Regions from separate parts of the Homo sapiens genome. Here region 1 is linked to region 2. A link is a loop called in an ENCODE intact Hi-C map of the cell type or tissue named here. Cell type or tissue: endothelial cell of umbilical vein. All regions are shown on one strand. Links, peaks and the distances in the headings refer to the core of each region. The heading gives the core; the rest is flanking DNA.

Evidence for each region. Peaks named below come from ENCODE experiments on the same cell type or tissue, not always from the same donor. Only the 100,000 strongest peaks of a DNase experiment are listed, where the experiment ranks them.
Region 1: it touches region 2 in a loop (5-fold over the local background); 17 of 110 quality-filtered maps call a loop at or near these places.

What each region holds. Positions count from the first base shown.
Region 1 is chr4:20,297,845-20,300,779 of GRCh38, forward strand. All of the region lies in intron 4 of SLIT2 (slit guidance ligand 2), which reads left to right. Among named protein-coding and RNA genes, the nearest start is that of SLIT2, 47 kb to the left of the region's middle. In endothelial cell of umbilical vein, for the core only: a CTCF peak has its summit at 1,860 (motif pointing right); a DNase peak (open chromatin) is centred at 1,897.
Region 2 is chr4:20,417,604-20,420,538 of GRCh38, forward strand. All of the region lies in intron 4 of SLIT2 (slit guidance ligand 2), which reads left to right. Among named protein-coding and RNA genes, the nearest start is that of SLIT2-IT1, 27 kb to the left of the region's middle. RefSeq lists enhancers at 1,332-1,401, 1,522-1,571. In endothelial cell of umbilical vein, for the core only: a CTCF peak has its summit at 1,450 (motif pointing right); a DNase peak (open chromatin) is centred at 1,498; H3K4me3 peaks cover 290 bases; H3K27ac peaks cover 648 bases.

The sequences.
Region 1 (2,935 bases), core at 312-2,811, 120 kb before region 2:
TAATGTATCTCATAAAAGTTTTAATACCAGTGTATTTCAAAGGTTTGCAAGTTATTTAGTACTTGGAACATGTTTTCCCATAGAAACAATGTTGTAAATATTGGTTCAGTTCCCAGGCCAGTGCACACAGCCTATTTAATCCATATGTATCTAAGAGACAGTACCAATGTTTGCTTGAGTACTGGATCCTAAAGGCATATGTGCAGAAAAGAGCATAGTAATCGGTATCTTCTGTTAGTTTTTTTTTTTTTTTTCCTTTTTGAGACAGAATTTCCCTCTTGCTGCCCGGGCTGGAGTGCAATGGCGTAATCTCGGCTCACTGCAACCTCCACCTCCCGGATTCAAGCCATTCTCCTGCCTCAGCCTCCTGAGTAGCTGGGATTACAGGCATGTGCCACCATGCCCGGCTAATTTTTGTATTTTTAGTAGAGACGGGGTTTCTCCTTGTTGGTCAGGCTGGTCTTGAACTCCCGACCTCAGGTGATCTGCCTGCCTTGGCCTCCCAAAATGCTGGGATTACAGACGTGAGCCACTGCACCCGGCCCTATTTTCTGTTAATTTTATGGAAAGGAAATGGTCTTATAGGAATTTCCAGAAGGCACTAATTTTGATATTTGTCCTTTTCTTTTGTGCCTCTTATTCAAAAGTCACCAGAGTTCTCTTGTGGACCTGTGGGAACAGCAGGACCCAGAGTTTACTATATAACCTGCTCTTTAAAGGAAAAACAATCTCCTTCAAGGGATTCCTGTAGGTTGGGGCATTTTGGCCCCTTTATTGCTCTGGACTTGTTGATAAAGCTTATTAACCTCAGTGTTCTAAATGGTACAGTTAAAATGATTTACTAAGCCCAAGAAACACAATGAGGATATGACAGAAACATCTTGATATGTTGCTGGAGGTTTAAGAAAGTCTTGTTGCTTAGTTGTGACTTTTAATTTATTTCTTTGTTTTCCCCTTCACAATGTCTTATTTCAATAAAAACTTTATAGTTTTTCACAGTAGCTCTCATAGTGATGGTGGCAGAGCCTTTGCTGAGCTGAGGCAATATCAGAGAGGTTGATAGTAAGCTCTTTGTTTGGAAATTGGGGATTGTAATTTATTGCATTATTTTTAATAAATGAAAAATTACCATTATTCATAGTTGTAATTTGACATTTATCTGTCATTAATTTTTGCAATATGTTTTTGTATATTGCAAAAATGCAATTTGACAATGTAATTTGACATTTATCTCAGACTGTATGACTTTTTACAATATGTTTTCCCCAATATTTTATATATATAAGCAAGCAGGGCCTGTATGATTTTCTTTGCTCTTGCCACACCAGTTGTATTCAAGCCAAAGACAATCCACCCAGTGGGTGATTTATAACATAGCTATTTTTTAAAGAGATATAAAGCACTGTATTGCTTTATCAGTAAGAATATACAGACTTTTAAAAAACATTATTTCTAATATATTTATATATCAACAAGGATCAAAACAAATTTTGTTACTGGAACTTTATCACAAACCATGTTTTTAGTGAAGAAATAGCTATTATACTTTCTTGTACAGTTCGTTCAAAGGAGGACATGTGTTTTGTCAACGAGGAAAGAAATCAATGCTATTTGTGATATTATATACCTCATTTGAATATTTTATCTATTTCAATAAATTGAAAATGAGTTCCTACTTTCTTTTCCATATGCTGATTTTCATGATTTCTTTTTCTATAGAGAAAAATATAGCTGAGCAGATTTTTAAATGCAGCATTGGCAGTGTTACAGGTCTTTAATTTTGTTGGCATTGTTCATTTTGCCTTTTTTTGTTTTTTTTTTTTAGTTTTGTGATGTGAGGTGATGTGATGGTCAAAAATGTGGACTTTTTAAGGCCCGACAGGGGGAGCCAATTCCATATTCTATTGAGATTTCCTGGCATTATTGCAGTTGTCCATTTGTCACGGCCAAAATACTTTCTTTAGCCTTGGCTGTCCATAGGGCTCCGTAACAGATACTCTTTGCTAAAAATAATACAGTATTTTATATTAATTACCTTTCAGTCATTAATATTGAAATTATTAATCTATTGAGATAATGCCTAGGAAACTGAAATAGGGTCATTATTTTAAAATGTATGATATCATCATTCAAGGTAAAGTTAATCTTATAAATATAACCTTTTCACAATAAAGATCAATGTAGAATATATGGAACATTTTAATGCTCATAAAAATTCTTTAGTATAATATTTTATGGTTAGATTAATAAACATGGGACCATCTCTTCTCAGATTTTTAAGCAAATCAAATTTATAAAATAATTAAAATCACATGACTCTATTATATGACTTTTTTAAAACCACATACCTTACTTTAAAAAAAGTAAAGATCCTAAACTAAGTTCAAGGTCTACCACAATGAATCATTTAGGATGGTATTGAATTCCCATAATTGTTTGGTTCTGTGTTTTGTTCTCAGTAAAGAAAGTGGAATGGTTTTATTTATTTGAATTATATAGGGTATATCTTATCAAAAGACATTCTAAGATTACAAAAACATTCAATGTGATACATTTATCTTGACAAGGAACATGGAATTATATGTGCAAGAACATTCATTTGTTTTCATAGTTTAGAATATATAAAATTTTATAATTTCTGTGCATTTATCACTTTGTAAGCCTTAATTCCCTAGTTAGCTACGTATCTATATATCCTAAGATATAATATATGATGAGTGCATTTTAGTTGTCTCGCACATGTAGACACGTGCAGACATGCACACACACACACACACAAATATAGACATCCTCTTTGTTTTTATTTCCTGTATATTCACTAACATGATAATGGACATATATTATGTGATAAATTATATTGTGTGTTAAATAACTACCATAGATTACCTATTTTAAATTTCAAGAGCAATAAATCTCTGTTGCTAAAATCAAGCAC
Region 2 (2,935 bases), core at 340-2,839:
CTCTGCCTCCTAAGTTCAAGCTATTCCCCTGCTTCAGCCTCCCGAGTAGCTGGGACTATAGGCGCACCACCACGCCCAGCTAATTTTTTTACTTTTAGTAGAGAAGAGCTTTCACTATGTTGGCCAGGATGGTCTCGATCTCTTGAGCTTGTGATCCGCCCGCCTCAGCCTCCCAAAGTGCTGGGATTACAGCCTGCTTCCCACAATCTTAACCAGTCTTGTCTCATCTTCACATAGCCAACTCCTTCTTATCCCTTTGATGTGTACAAAAATCACTTCTTCTTGTGGCCCTTATAATCACTCACATCCTAAATGGCATATGTGTTCCTACTATGCTCCACTGTAGCCCATAACTATCTTTCACCTTGTTAAATTTTCAGCACTTTCCACTGTATGAAATGATCTTAAGGGGTTGTCCTGTCTCTCCTATAGTAGAGTGTACCACTGGAAGAGGCAGAGACATTTTCTGTCTTAATGTTGGTATGTAGTGGGGTCTGACCATCAATATCAGTTGAATTGGCATGGGAATGGATGACTCTGTACATAGGAGGCCAAACAAATAAAAATTTTAAAACCGCTTATCTGACAGGATCACGCTTTTTTCACTTCGGCTGTTGTTAGTTTTAATTCTCTGAAGTTATACATGGTTAGATAAAATGGTCTATGAAAGTCCTGGGTGGTGATGGGACTAGAGACAAGGATTCAAAATGTATTATAGCAAATTTATGTGTAGAAAAAAACACGTGGTTAATTAAGACTTGCTTTCTGTCATTTTATGAAGGTATCTATGTAAGGTCCTAGTTTTCTCCATTATACATAGCTGAAAGAAACACCAGTAATGAAACGTTTTTGTATTATTCTCACTCCAAAAGCCTAGTTATACTGAGGGCGGCCAATAGATCTACTATGGGATACAATGAATATTTAATTTACTTTGATGAAAAGGTGTCATAAGAGCCTTTGACAACCCACAGTGAAAACTTGAGGATGATTTTATTAACTCAAACCCGATAGCATATGTTGTGCAAACTAAGACATCAAAGACTTTTTAAATTAATACCTGGGAATTTCTTGGGAGAAGTAACTGCATATTAGGATTGAGAACAACTCTAAGTTGTCACATATTGAAATTTGTTTTTAATTACTGAAAAGTCATTTTCTCTTATTTCTGGCTCGGGTAAATAGTAGGAAAAATAACACACACATACACATACACAAATGATATCAAATTAAAAGAGAGAAAACAAATGTGAAAGGATTATGGTGTGAACTGTTTGCTTTCCAGCATATTAACTGTACCCATGAACTCTCATCTCCCGCCCCACAGAAAAAAACTAATTATTGGAATTTTTTAGTGAACAGGAAGGATATCAGAGTACGATACTTTCTGTTTCCCTTAAATGCATACCATTTTCTCTATTTTCATAGTTTACCAGTTTCCCAGTAGATGGCACCATTGTGACTCACAATGTTGCTCCACCTTGTAAGGAAGTATTATACACACTTTCAATTTCAAAACATTTGTAAATAGTGCAGTATAGTAACACTTGCGGTGGTGTCTTAGAACACAAATACTTCTACAGTATCTAGAAGACATGTCAACTGTTGAAAGCCAATAAATGTCACAAGAACCCCCGTAATTCCTTTGTATATGTGTGATTTCATATCTTATAATTTTTATACATTTAAATTATTTTAATAAAAATGTGCTTACATACATGTACACACATATGTGTATGTATGCTTATAAATGTCTAAAACTGTATAATTATTTAATGATTTACTTACTACTCTTACTATTTCTTTCTACCTGGATTAATGTGACAAGCCACTCAGAGAAACTGAAAATTCCCATGGGCTTCTCCAGTTGTTCTTGGGAAAAAGGAGACTAGAACAGTGATTTCAGATCTGGAATACACTGGACTCCAACCTCAGATTTTCTCTTTGCTGCCTGTATTACCTAAAGCAATTGACATAACCTCTCTGATATTCAATTTTCCCACCTTTAAAATGGGGAAGATGGCATATACCTGGCTGTGTTGCTGTTAAGGGTAAGTTTTAAGCTGTGTGTGTGTGTGTGTGTGTGTGTGTGTGTGTGTGTGTGTGTTGCAAAAATAAATACAGTGACTGTTATAGAGTAGAAGTTCAAAAATGGTGGCTGCATTCCGATTACAGCTTGCATTAAAGTTGAATATTAAGAACAGGAGAGATCGATGATGGTGTGTTTTGTAACCTTCACACGGTTTTCTATATCATAGGATGAGTCCTAGCTTTCAGAGATTTCCTTGCGCCTATGTCTACCCTTTCTTTTGGTCCTAGAAAAGGTCACAGATTTAAAGTAAGTCAATGTGGAACATTAACATGGCTCATGCAGGTTCTGTGCAGCTGTCTCTATGGGTTCTTGAAATAAAATAGGGCCAAACCAGGCACTTCAAATGGTAGATTTGAACAATAAATGATAACCACTGTCTCTAATATCCAAATCATTCCCTACTCATCCTTCTTTAGGCTCATAGTTCATTGCACTGTCTTCTTAAATAACTACCCGAACACAACTCCACTTTTCTCACTTCTAATGCGTACATTTTTAGCAATAGGTTTTGGTTAGGGTCTTCTCTGTCCACATACTACAACTGTGAGTACATGACTGACCCACACTTTTAACTTGGTGCTTTTGGATTCAGGCAGATGTTTAGTTCCAAGAAGCCTTTGAGAATCATGTTGTACTTACAGAAGCACTCACTATGCTTCCTTTTCCAAGTGATTAGTCTTTCACTATTAATTCATTCAACAAATATTGATGCAACACTTTGTATGCCAGTTACTATGCAGACACTAAGTTGTGCCCTCATGGTCCTTCAACTTTACCTGAAAATAATATATTTTATTTATTTAACCAATATTAGGTATCAAGTGTTTTACAAACATTGCCTAA